Regions from separate parts of the Mus musculus genome. Here region 2 is linked to region 1. A link is a contact called in ENCODE Hi-C data. All regions are on one chromosome and are shown on one strand. Each heading gives the region's core, a stretch centred on a gene start or an enhancer-like site at or near the end of the contact. The rest is flanking DNA. Distances are from core to core; before and after follow the strand shown.

Region 1 (5,431 bases), core at 1,047-3,546:
GTACTCATCTCTGGTGACCCACTCCAGGGCATCCCCCACACCTTTAAAAACGCTGCCCTCGGAATAAATTTGACTCACCCTCCCTCCCCTTTGCTGCCCTATGCCTTCTGGTTGCCCTGTTCAGTGAGCTGCCCATCATTCACATGGGCCACTTCAAGCTCTGCCACTGTGCCTTTCATCAGACACTACATCCTATTGATTATTCCAACTAAATATTGAACCACTACAGAGTGTGTTCAGACAGAATATGGTAAAGGAATATAAATGAATAAGGCTCATTACTTTATATTCATTCCTGTTACTTCCATCTTCAGCTGGGGCTTTCTTTGGCTTTTTTTTATTTCAAATGTACAGAAAGTTGAAAGAAATTATAATGAACACTCATATACCACCCCCACCCCCAGATTCATCTACCATAAGCAAGAGTATGTTGCTTCTTTCTCTGGAAATGCATGTGAGCACACGCACTTTTAAAATGTCGTGAACCATTTGAAAGCAAAAACAGACATTGTGACACACCATTTCTTAAGGTGTATGAAATTCTTGAAGAGCAAATTCTTTGCCATGGCTCTCTTTAGAGAAAACTATCTATAGATATAAGACATATAGATATTATGGGTTGGCTTTAGGGAGCACACAAAATCATTCACAAAACTTTCAATGTATGAACAATTTTCTTGGGGCCTGGGATACCTGTGGATCTTCTTCAGAGCTTCATACCATCCAAACCAATATTGACTCCCTTCAGGGTCATCCTCTTTATTCCAAATAGGACAATTATGTGATGAAGTTTGAGTTTTCAGCTACCTTAGGCTGATGATAATTCAGACGCTTTTAACATCATTAATTGGCTTTTTATTAGCTACCAGAGAGGATTAGCGTTCCTTAGAAGGGCACACAGCCTTTGTAACCATGTCTCCACTGTGCAGCCAGTCTCTCTTCCACTGTCACAGGTCCCTAGGCTAAATTCCCACTCTGAGCTTCATGGACTCTGCCCTCCACACTTCTTACTCCTTACTTTTGAGCGGTTTCTATTTCCTTCAAGCTCCACTTGCCGTGGAGCATCCTTCTAACGCTCCCCACAGCTCTTTCTGTCTCTACTGTGAACATTCATGGATGGCATTACTTGCCGAATTTACTCCACCTATGTGTTTGCACAGCTTCATGCTCTGTGATGTTGAGAAGCACTCAACATACACATTACTAGATAAATATATAACAGAAAGATCTCACATCCCACCTAGTCACCTGAGCCCTCCAGGTCGGTTCCTGATTCTGTTTCCTGAAGGAGGCTTGCCTGGTCTCAAACACCTGACTTCACTTTCACCAAAGACTTTTTGATCCAAGAGTAGCAACTCATGCCTGTAATTCCAGCACTCGAGAGATGGAAAGTAGAAGAGACTGAGACTGGTCTGGGTTTCTGAATAAATTCCAGGGCATCCTAGGCTAGAATGAGAATCTGTCATCAACAAACAACCGAACTCAGAAAACAAAACAACCCACCACCACCACCACCACCCCCAACACACACACACACAACACACACACTTTTGGGTCCCTGCTCAAGTGACACTCTGTGGTCTTCTAGTTTTCACAGACTGACCTGTTGGCACATCTTTACTATCTCTTGGCTATCCAAATGTGACCACTTGAATAGACAGCCCTATATCCATGCATGGGGAAGCAACAGATAGTCCAAGAAATAGACATCTGTACAGGCACTGGGACACTAAAAATGGCACAAAGGGGGATGGATCAGTTTGAAAGTCAAGAGGAAAAAGCCCCAAGGCTTACTCTGGAGACCATTGTTATTTGGAATAGAATGCAATGCCATCCCCAACTGAAATATAGAAGCTATCATTGGGACACATGACCTTGAACTGGGAGGGAAGCGGGGGCAGGAGCTCAAGGCTGTGTTCTTTGATTTTTTTCCAGGTGACTTCAATGTACCTTTCCAACATTGGCACAAACACTGCTAATCTAGAAATCAGATCCTGACTTGCAAGGTGGCAAGCAGCTGGCCCTTTGGCTAGCAGCCAGGTCTGCAGCACAAGTAGAAACTTGCCAAGGAAAATAGAGCAGCAGGTTGAGGTTGGGGTTCATTCTGTCACGGGTCCCTTTGAATGTAGAAGGAGCTGCCCAAGAGAAGATTCTGCCCCACCCCCTGGGTGGGGTGGGGCCAGGGAGTGGAGGAGGATTGGCTAGGATTCAGAGGAGATGGGCTGGAACTTCCTGCTGAGCCTCCAATTCTCCAGGGAACCCCTCCCCGCACCCCCCACCCGGCCTCCCAGCCCCCACTCCACCCATGACTGTTTGTGTTGGGAGCTGCTTCGAGGCTGCTGAGCTGTCGACTAATGTCAAGGCTGACCTCAGCTGGCAGCGCCCTTCTCCTACTTCCCTGGTGAGTTGTTCCCCATGGGATGTTAGCCCATCTGCTTTTAGAAATGTGGCTGTCCCCAGCCTGTGTGGCCCCCCTCCCGGCTCCCCATCACTATCTCCTGGCTCAGCAGCTGGAATGCTGAGGCCACAGTGAGCGATGTCTCTGCACAGATTCAATCCCCTGTGCTCCAATCAGAATGTATTACCAGGCAGGGCGCGTCAGCTCGGCGATTTGGCTTCAACAATAAATCTCCTTGCTTTCATGAGTTTAAATCAGACTTTAAAACATCGCCCTTAATGTTCTTTTAATGCAGTTTTCTTCTGAATGAGTTCCCTTTAGGTCCAGTCCTTGTCATTAAGACACTCTCTTGGCAAAGGAAGGAGGGCTTCTTCGAAGAAAATCCTGCCAGTTTAGGAAACCAGTTGAATTGCCTTGGTGATGCCAGGAGCCTCTTTCGAATTTTATAAGGACACTTGAGAAAACAAAACTCTCTGACTGTAAATTTAATTTTCTCTTGACAGCTTCAGTGTCTCTGCAACCCCAGACGTTATCCATTACTTCTCTCTTCTGTAATTAAAAATCAAGGGATGGGGGGGGAAATGTACAGGATTAACAACTTCTAATTTTCATTGATGAACTCTAAGAGCTTATCGATAATGGGATCAGAAAAGCCGCCTCGCCTAAGCTTCATTTTTCTAGGTCGGCTGGTTTTAATGGAGGATCAAGCCCAGGGTGAAAAATATTCTGGCTTTCTAAAGAGTCCCAGTGCTAAAGTTAGGGAGAAGGGCAGGGCAGACCCACCGGAGCCTGCGGCAGGAGGTAGCTGAGAAACAGGCTGGCCTTGCCAGTTTCACAGACTCAGCATTCGGGCTTGGGGAGCTGATTACGGGGGAAGATTAAAAGGCTGTCATTCACACACATGTTCCTCTGCTGTGGATGGCTTCAGTAAGAGAGGGGCTTGCACGTATCTGCTTAGGCGGAAGAAGGATATTTCCAATTAAAAGAATATTGGTGGTAATTTCTTTTGAGTTATATATTTGTAGATAACGCTCTATCATGGGATGAGGGCATCCATCCTGTTTATTACCCACAGGGATGTAGTTGAACATGGGTTTCTCAGAGAGATGCTGAGCTGGTCGATAGTATCTGGCTGCATCATCTCAAACGCTGTGACACACAGTCTCACAGCAATGGTGACAGGCATTTGACAGGAATGGCTATTAACATGCACGGATTCCATGAAGCACCCAAGGACAGGAGATGAGTTAAGATGTTCCTTTTAAAGGTAAAGCACAGATACAATGAAGCCTTGGTGAGTGACCTTGAGGTTCTTCTGTAGCAGACGGGCCTCTGCCGTGTGCAAACGGGCTGGGAGTCTGAGGTTCAGGCAGAAATCGGGTGATCTGGTCCCATCGCTTTCTTGCTCAGAGCTGGAAATGTCAGAGCATCTCTAGGGACCCAAAATGTACAGGACAGCAGAAAAAGCCAGAAGTCCGAGATTCTGTCAGAACAATGCCAACTTGATTGGCATCCTTGGGAGATGCTTAAAGCAAACCTAGGAAATCCCAGACAGCTAGGATGTTGCTTTCTGCAAGGTCCCCTGTTCTGGGTATTCTACCATCCCCCTTAGCAGCTGATCTACCTTCCCATCAGAACAAGCTCCATTGTCACAGAATTAAAATGTTGAAGGTATCTACAGCACTAAGACCCGTGGAGATGACACGTGAGTCAGGTAAGGATGTGGACTAGCCAATGGTCAAGCCTGAATGCCAGGCTTATAGTCCATGTGACACTGGGCACAACAACTTTTCTGCAAGATGAAAATCACTTTGGCTCCATCTCATGGGGGTTCTTATGAGCCTTAAATGAATAAATATGCCTAGGGTGTGTGAAATAGTGTCCACAATCTAGAAAACATCCAATCTTCCTGCCTCAGCCTTTCAAGGACTGGGATCAGAGCTTCTGAAACCACACCCCTGATCCAGCTCAATCATTTTTAATCAGAGACTTGGAGGCAGGGGTTGGGGCAGAGTAGTTACTGTAGCATATAATGTGATCCTATGGGGAACATACATGGATGCTTTTCATTTTAATTACTAAATATTTATATGTGATAAGAAAAATTATATGCCAATTATTTCCTGGACACTGTTGATTAGAGAGATAAATCCTCAAAATGTGAACAGATTCAAGAACCTGTGCGATTAAATATGGGCAAATTACAACACAAGCTGCATCGTGAAAGATAGGGAGACTGGCAGGAGCCTTCGGGGGCTCGAGGGCTGGGGAGAGTAACCTTGGTGCAGGAGGAAAGATGATGCTAGAATGGGTGGTAAGAGCATAGGGTTTCATATGATGTGTTGTTAAGTTTGGACTTTGTCCCAGAGGTGAAAGAATGTAGTTGTTTGAGAACTCTGTATTTAACACAGAGAGCTGATTGAGATGGCGTTGCCCATTACGAGATGATAGGAATAATGATAATGGAATGTAGGCATATATTTTTCACAATTTATTTTAATAAGGGTTCAAATTCCTTTCTAGTCTACCAACCACCAGAGATAGAAGAAAAGAAAGGTTATTAAGGAGAGTGGGCCTGTTTAGAAATAGTTCTTTGAGGTGACTCCAGTCTTCATTGCTCTCAGTCCAGCCCCCTAGCAAATATCCCACACGAGCCAGCAGCTGCAGACCAGTCCACGACGAATCAGCAAGTGCAGTCCAATCCAGAAGAAACCGCAAGGCTTGCTGACTGGCCTGAGTCCGTGGAAGGAAGCTCATGAGAAGTTCTTTGTCGAGTTTCTCTCTATGAAGCCAAGCTCAGCAACACAATGATGTAAGGCGAACAATACATGTGTGTCCTTAGTGAAGATTAGCGAACGAACAAGGCAGAGCAAAGCAAACCAATGCTTGAGCCCCCACTATCTGTGGGGTCATGTTTATCTTCCATCTAAACATCATGCCTCCTTTCACATGTCTGCTATAGCAAAACATCCTTTCACCTGTGTGCCCCAGCAAAACATTATTTGACATAACTGAAGTTTCTACTTCAATAGA
Region 2 (6,014 bases), core at 1,605-4,104, 570 kb after region 1:
TTCACACAAGCAGCCAACCAGCACGGCTGGAAACGCCTTCCCCAGCACGCTAGCTCTGAGACATGCTGCCACCACCTGGACACTAGGCAAGTCGGGGATTTTAGTTTTTGTCAGCAGTGACAGACTCTAAAAACATAACTCCACTTTGGGGGCCGGGGGTGAGGGGGAGGGGAGAAAAGAGAAAACATTTCTGCCAAGACTGGAGTGAGCAGAGATTTTGATAAAATAAGTTTAGAATCCTGCTTTACTTTTTAAGTCTTCTGTTGTTAAACTGGAAAACCTGTATAAGAACATGAACTTTTGATGGGTGATTTAGTTCGGGATTAGTGACAGTATTTGAGAGGCACTGACTTCAGTACTGGGTACACAGAAAGTACTCAACTGATATTTAAATAAGGTTATGAAATAAAATTCAGGGATAAAACCCAATTCCATCAAAAGAAGTTACATATGTACAGGGTTACTGGAGGGAAGGAAATAAGGCCAAGTACAGGTGAGAGACCTTTCAGCATCTTTTAATCAGAGCAAATAACATTATTACAACAACAGAATCTTATTCAGGGTACATGCCTTTCATTGACACATGGTTAGAGTGAGACTTAACTTTGTACTTACAAACATTAAAAAAAAAAAAGACTTTAGAAACTAAGGAATGACAAGTCTACCAGGAATTACCTTACAAGAGAAAAGCAAACGAACAATTTTTTAAAGGCTTTGTGCAATAACAAATATTGTGCAGCTGTTCCTTGGCTTCAGAGCTGCTATGTGGGCTGCTTTAATCCTGCACACACAGCTTTTCCTAGTCTGCTCTCCATGGGAACTACCTTAACACCCTACCTCTTCTCTGAGACAGGGTCTCAAGTAGCCCAGAATGGTTCAAACTCACTGTACGCCTACCAAGGTTGTTCATCTTCCTGTCTTCACCTCTCAAGTCTCGGGGTTACACCTGGCTAAAATCTGCTTCTTAAGAACAAGGCAGAACGTATTAGTTGTTATCTCATAATGCATTTGGGACATTTGGGAGAATAAAATCCAAGTTAAGACAACGGTGGTGGTGACCGCCCACCATCCCATTACTTAAGAGAGTGGACCACAATGACCCAGAGCTCAGGTAGAGTCTGGGCTACATAGCAAGAGTCTTTCAAACAAACCCGTGACTACTCCCTCTCCCAGAAAGGATAAAGAGCTAGGGGACTGGCCAGATACACTAATTTACTGATCTGAAGGGGCCCGAATGATCAGAGGTCAACTAGAATGCCCTCTAGATATACGGGAGGAAAAGGCTCAGAGAGAATGAGTGCTGTAGGGGCATCAGTACAGAGACTAGAAAGCTGACCTCGCCATGGAACAGTCAGCCCATGGTTTGGGAGCCTATCTTACTTATCATCTTTGGTTAAGGTAATGCAGGCCCCAGTAAGGCTGTCCTCCATGGCAACCTCTATGCTGTTCTTGGGCTTGCACAGGCCTGCCTAATACACCAGAAGAGAGAGCCCTAAAATCTGAGTGTGAAGGCTAGGTCTCCAATAGCCAAAGAAGCTTGCTGCTTTCTTTCTCTCCGTTGTAAGTGTGTGTACTGTGCACGATTAGGCTGGTGCACCCCCTCCTCAGTTCCTTCCTTACGGTACTGCTTCCTTTTATTCCCAAGACTTGCGGGGACCCTGGGTCCTTTAGAGATAAAACAGAGCAACACACTGGGAGGCAGAACTTGTGAGGAACCATCTACTGAAGTGAACATGTCACGGATACAAGCCGGTTATGGATACAAGCCGGTTATGGGTACGCTTGTTTGTACAGGTTTTAAGCAATCCTTCAGGCTTTCACACAAGAATAAGAAAACCACGGCTGCCATTACAATATGCAGCCATTAGCATATACCCGGGTAGCAGTATTTTAGATCCTTAGATTAGCTGCCAAAGTCTGCTCCTTGGTAAATAATGGTTACTGTTGTTATACTCTAACTACTCATACATGTCTCGGCTTGCTCCTCAAAGGGAACGCTCACAGTCTCTCAGGAATAAAAACTTGCTTTATTTGGCACACAACAGCGAGGAGGTCTTGCAACATTCGCCAGAGGCAGTCAAACAGAGCAAGTAGTTCAGGCAAGCAATCACAAAATTTGAGCACCAACCAAACCAGAGCTAATCTTTCCGTCCCTGTAGATTAGGAGACCCATTTAACGCACCCCTTTCTGCTTGTTGACTTTTTGAAGTCCTTTATTTATGTATTGCGATCTCTATGCCCTGACAGTTTAATTATTGACAGTTTACTTTGGGGCAAGTATCGACCATTCCTTTGTGAAGTAAGTTAGGCTCTTAAATGAAAAACAAACAACGGAACCTCTTTCCCACAGCGTGGCAGCATTTCCCCCTGCTACCAAGGTTCACTGGACACATCCCAGCCGGGCTGCTGCTTGGCCAAATCTTTAAATATTTAACTATTGTTCAACTCTACAGCATGAGTGAGGGGCGAGTTAGGGAACACGCCAGTCCTTCCACGGCCTCGAGAAGGCTCTAAGGAGACTGCGGGGTCCCCCTCGTGTCTAGCTGCGGCTCTCTGGGCTGAGAGTCCCCTGGACGAACTCCTCACCCACTCCGTCTCCTCGCCGGCGTCCCACGCAGGACGCGAGGCCACGATGCCCCACCTGCAGCGCACACGAAGCGGCGCGCGGCAGCATCCCCGACCGCGGACACGAAGCCTCCGCGCCTCGCCTCGCCTCGCCGCGCCGCCCCTCCCCGCCCTCCCGCTATGGCTCTAGACATTGCGCCGCCGGAAACCCGCCCGCCACTTCCTCATCCCGCCCCGCCCCGCCCCGCCTTCGGGCGGGACCTGAGCGGAGCGGCTTCCGCTTTCCACTTTCCTGCCTGGCGGTGAGTGGGAATGGGAGCGGGGATCCCCTAGGGCTGCGGTGGCTTGCTGTAGCCTAAGCTGAGCGTGTGGCCGGGCTCTCCCGGCTCTCTGAGCTCCTGACCGCGGGTCCTGCCCGGCTTCGCTCGGCGGGGCGGCGTCCTTAGCCGGTGAGGCCGACTGATGGCCGTGGACATGGCCCGGGGCAAGGAGAATGCTAAGCGGGGAAAGTTAGGAGAGAAGCTGTAAGTCTAGAGACGCCTGGTGCAGCTCCGGGTCCCCTAGGCTTTGTGAGGTGAAGGAATGTGCCTGAAAGTAAGGCGAGGATGTTTTGGTGCGAGACTGAGGTGCTCTCGAGATGTGTGGCCTGTGGACCGTAACTTTGCCATAGCCTAGTCATCAAGTCGCGCTAGTCTTATTTGCAAAGTTGGGCGGATTTCGCAGACTTGTATTTAGTTCGTTACTGGACTCGAGAAAGATCGATCTTTCTTGGACCTTCCTGCAAACTGGTTACAACTGGGCGAGGGCGTAGCGACAAGGGACTGGATGGTTAACGTCTCCAGAAAGTTTAATGTGCTGAAAGTAGGGGCATGGTTTCTGATACAAATACGGAGATAGCATGGGGACATGGAAGTTAAATCCAGTGATAGTTTTCTTGATGTGACGGGTTGTGGGTACCATAATTATTTTGGTAATTCTTTATTTTCTTGTAAGGTACATTAATTGAACTACAGACCACAAAACCTTTAAAGAGCAAAGCATAGTGTTTGACTTTGTAACGATGTACCCAATCCAACGAATAAATGAGGATTCTTAAGTACAAGCAGTTTAAATTCTTGGTTGGTCAGCGGTGGAGCATCTGTCTACTGTGCTCTACTAGGCTTTGGGTTGGATCCCCAACAGTAGACGCAAAGATTAAAAATCTTTATGGGTATGGTACCTGTAACATGTCAGCCAGCCAGCTTGATTTTTTTTATGTTAGTGAAAGTCATTATTATTCAGACAAAACTTTAGTACTCAAATAATTTACGTAGAATACTTGGCTTCTACGAATTAGAACTCTTATTTTGGGACATTTGCAGTTGTAATTTAGGGAGAAATAGGTGTTAAGAGGCTATACTATTATAGAAAGATGTTTTTACTTGTTTGTGTTTAGAGGAGAATTTAGAGGTTTTTTTTTTTTTTTTTTTTTTTTTTCCATTTCTAATCTTACTGTAAAGGTATCTTTTATTCTCCTGTTGTAATTGTCATCTTTGAGGCTTACTGCTCAGTCTGCTAACCCAGGCCTAGTCCCGGAAGCTTCTAGCCTCCACACAATCTTATCTAGGCCTAGAGTGTTTTCAGCTTCTGAGACTTATTGCTGAAAAGCGCATCCTTTCTTGTTCTTCCTGTGTGCTGGCTAACTCACTTACTCAGCTAGCTGTTCTAGCTCAAACTCCTCGCCAAGTTGACTGATTCAATCTGGCTTCTCTTTCTCCTCTTCTGAATTGCTCTGCTTGACCTCAGACTCTAGCAATGTGTTCTGCTCTTCTGGCTTCTCATCCTCTGGCTCATTGTCTTCACCTGTGTCTAGCTTGTTCTCTCTCTCCAGCCTGTCTCTGTAAAACTCTCCTGGTAAAACTGCCTTCTCCTTTCTTCTTTCTCTGTGCTGCTCTCTTAACTAGCCTCTTTTTCCTCTTTCCTCTTTTGAGGGCTGGGCATATCCTGTATCAAATCTTTCTCTGATTCATCACTTTGACATCACTTTCAAATATGGTGCTTCCTTCTACAAACTAACTTTACCTTGTTTGGGATTAAAGGTTGTATACTAAGGGCGTGTCTGCATTCCAGGCAGAGGGACCAAAGGTGTGTGCTAAGGAGCGGGGAGGGCACACTACAGCACAATCTTGGGGTTCACAGTGTGATCAAAATATCCTGCAACTATCTTACAATAGTTATGACTTGATTGTCTTCTTTTCTAGCTCATCCATGTATATGTATATAGAATTTAACCCCCTCCACATCGTATGGTCAGACTGAAGAAGACATAACCAACAATCGTCTGAATTCTGACTGACTCACTGATAGTCCCAGGGGAAAATTAGAGGTCACTACTCTAACATAAGGTAAATGGTTTTTAAAAATCTTAGCTTGAGACTTTAGGTGGCTGTAAATACACACAAACCTTCCCTAAATGCTGGCATTGTAATTCAACCTGTAATTGAAACAGGTTGCTAGAAACAGGAACAATATAGGAAATGCCACTCAAGTCCTCACCATATTTTACCAGGTGATCCTCTGTTACCAACTCAAAAAAGACCAAGATGCACACTTACCGTGTGGACGCATTTCTCTTTTTTTTTTTTTTTTTTTTTTTGGTAGAGCTGTCAAATTTGAAAGCCCATAACTTAGCAATCTTTTTTTCCCCCGGATGTATGAATGTGGATTTTTTTGTTTTTTTTTTTAAGCATCATGGTTTCCTTAACCTATGTTCCAAAAATAAACACCTACTTCTCTTTCTCTGGGAGGACTTTTTATGGTCTGGCCGAGATGTCAGACAAGGAGTCTGATTTGTACTTTGGTTAATTAGCACTTAGCAGTACTGATGGTGTGTCAGCAACGGCCGGCTTCAGCCCTTTCCTGAATTGAGCCGGTGGAAGTCAAGCTCTTTGTTTGTCTGCTCCTGCACGGTTTGTCCTGAGAATTAGAGGCATGGAGGATGCCCATAGGACACAGTTCAAGTGGGCCTTACCTTCTATAAATTGGTCTTTACTTTCTAGAAATGATCTGTGTTGTTCGATTTGAACTATTTTTTTCCTAAATGGAGATGCTAATCTTTATTGAAATGCTACTAATTAATACTGAAAAAACAAAACTATGCGATAATGGAATTCTGATTAAATTGGATGTGTTCTAACTTTCAGGATTTGAGTAACCATATAGTCTTCTTTTTTGTTTTGTTTTTTTCTTCTTTCCCCCCTCCCTTCATTCTCCAAGCTGCTTCCTGCTTGCTGCAAAGATGCTTGACATAAAGGCTTGGGCTGAGTATGTTGTGGAGTGGGCTGCAAAGGACCCATATGGCTTCCTTACCACAGTTATCTTGGCGCTCACACCACTGTTCCTAGCTAGTGCTGTACTGTCCTGGAAGTTGGCCAAGATGATTGAAGCCAGAGAGAAGGAGCAAAAGAAGA

The links. Hi-C counts contacts between places; a loop is a spot of excess contacts on that map.
Region 2: a map of gastrocnemius shows a loop between it and region 1 (4-fold over the local background). The contact joins the promoter of Smim15 here to the promoter of AI197445 in region 1. A Hi-C loop is called at or near these places in 17 of 37 maps with a recorded cell type or tissue (CH12.LX, Patski, adrenal gland and 4 more).

What each region holds. Positions count from the first base shown.
Region 1 is chr13:107,467,526-107,472,956 of GRCm38, forward strand. It overlaps AI197445 (expressed sequence AI197445), which reads left to right and starts at 2,297. Exons shown (of 3, transcript NR_045083.1): 1 at 2,297-2,401; 2 at 4,922-5,431.
Region 2 is chr13:108,041,620-108,047,633 of GRCm38, forward strand. Smim15 (small integral membrane protein 15) reads left to right here and starts at 2,855. Exons shown (of 3, transcript NM_001048250.2): 1 at 2,855-2,867; 2 at 4,806-4,949; 3 at 5,821-6,014. The coding sequence starts at 5,843. Gm41055 (a long non-coding RNA gene) reads right to left here and starts at 2,852. Exons shown (of 5, transcript XR_003950673.1): 1 at 2,587-2,852.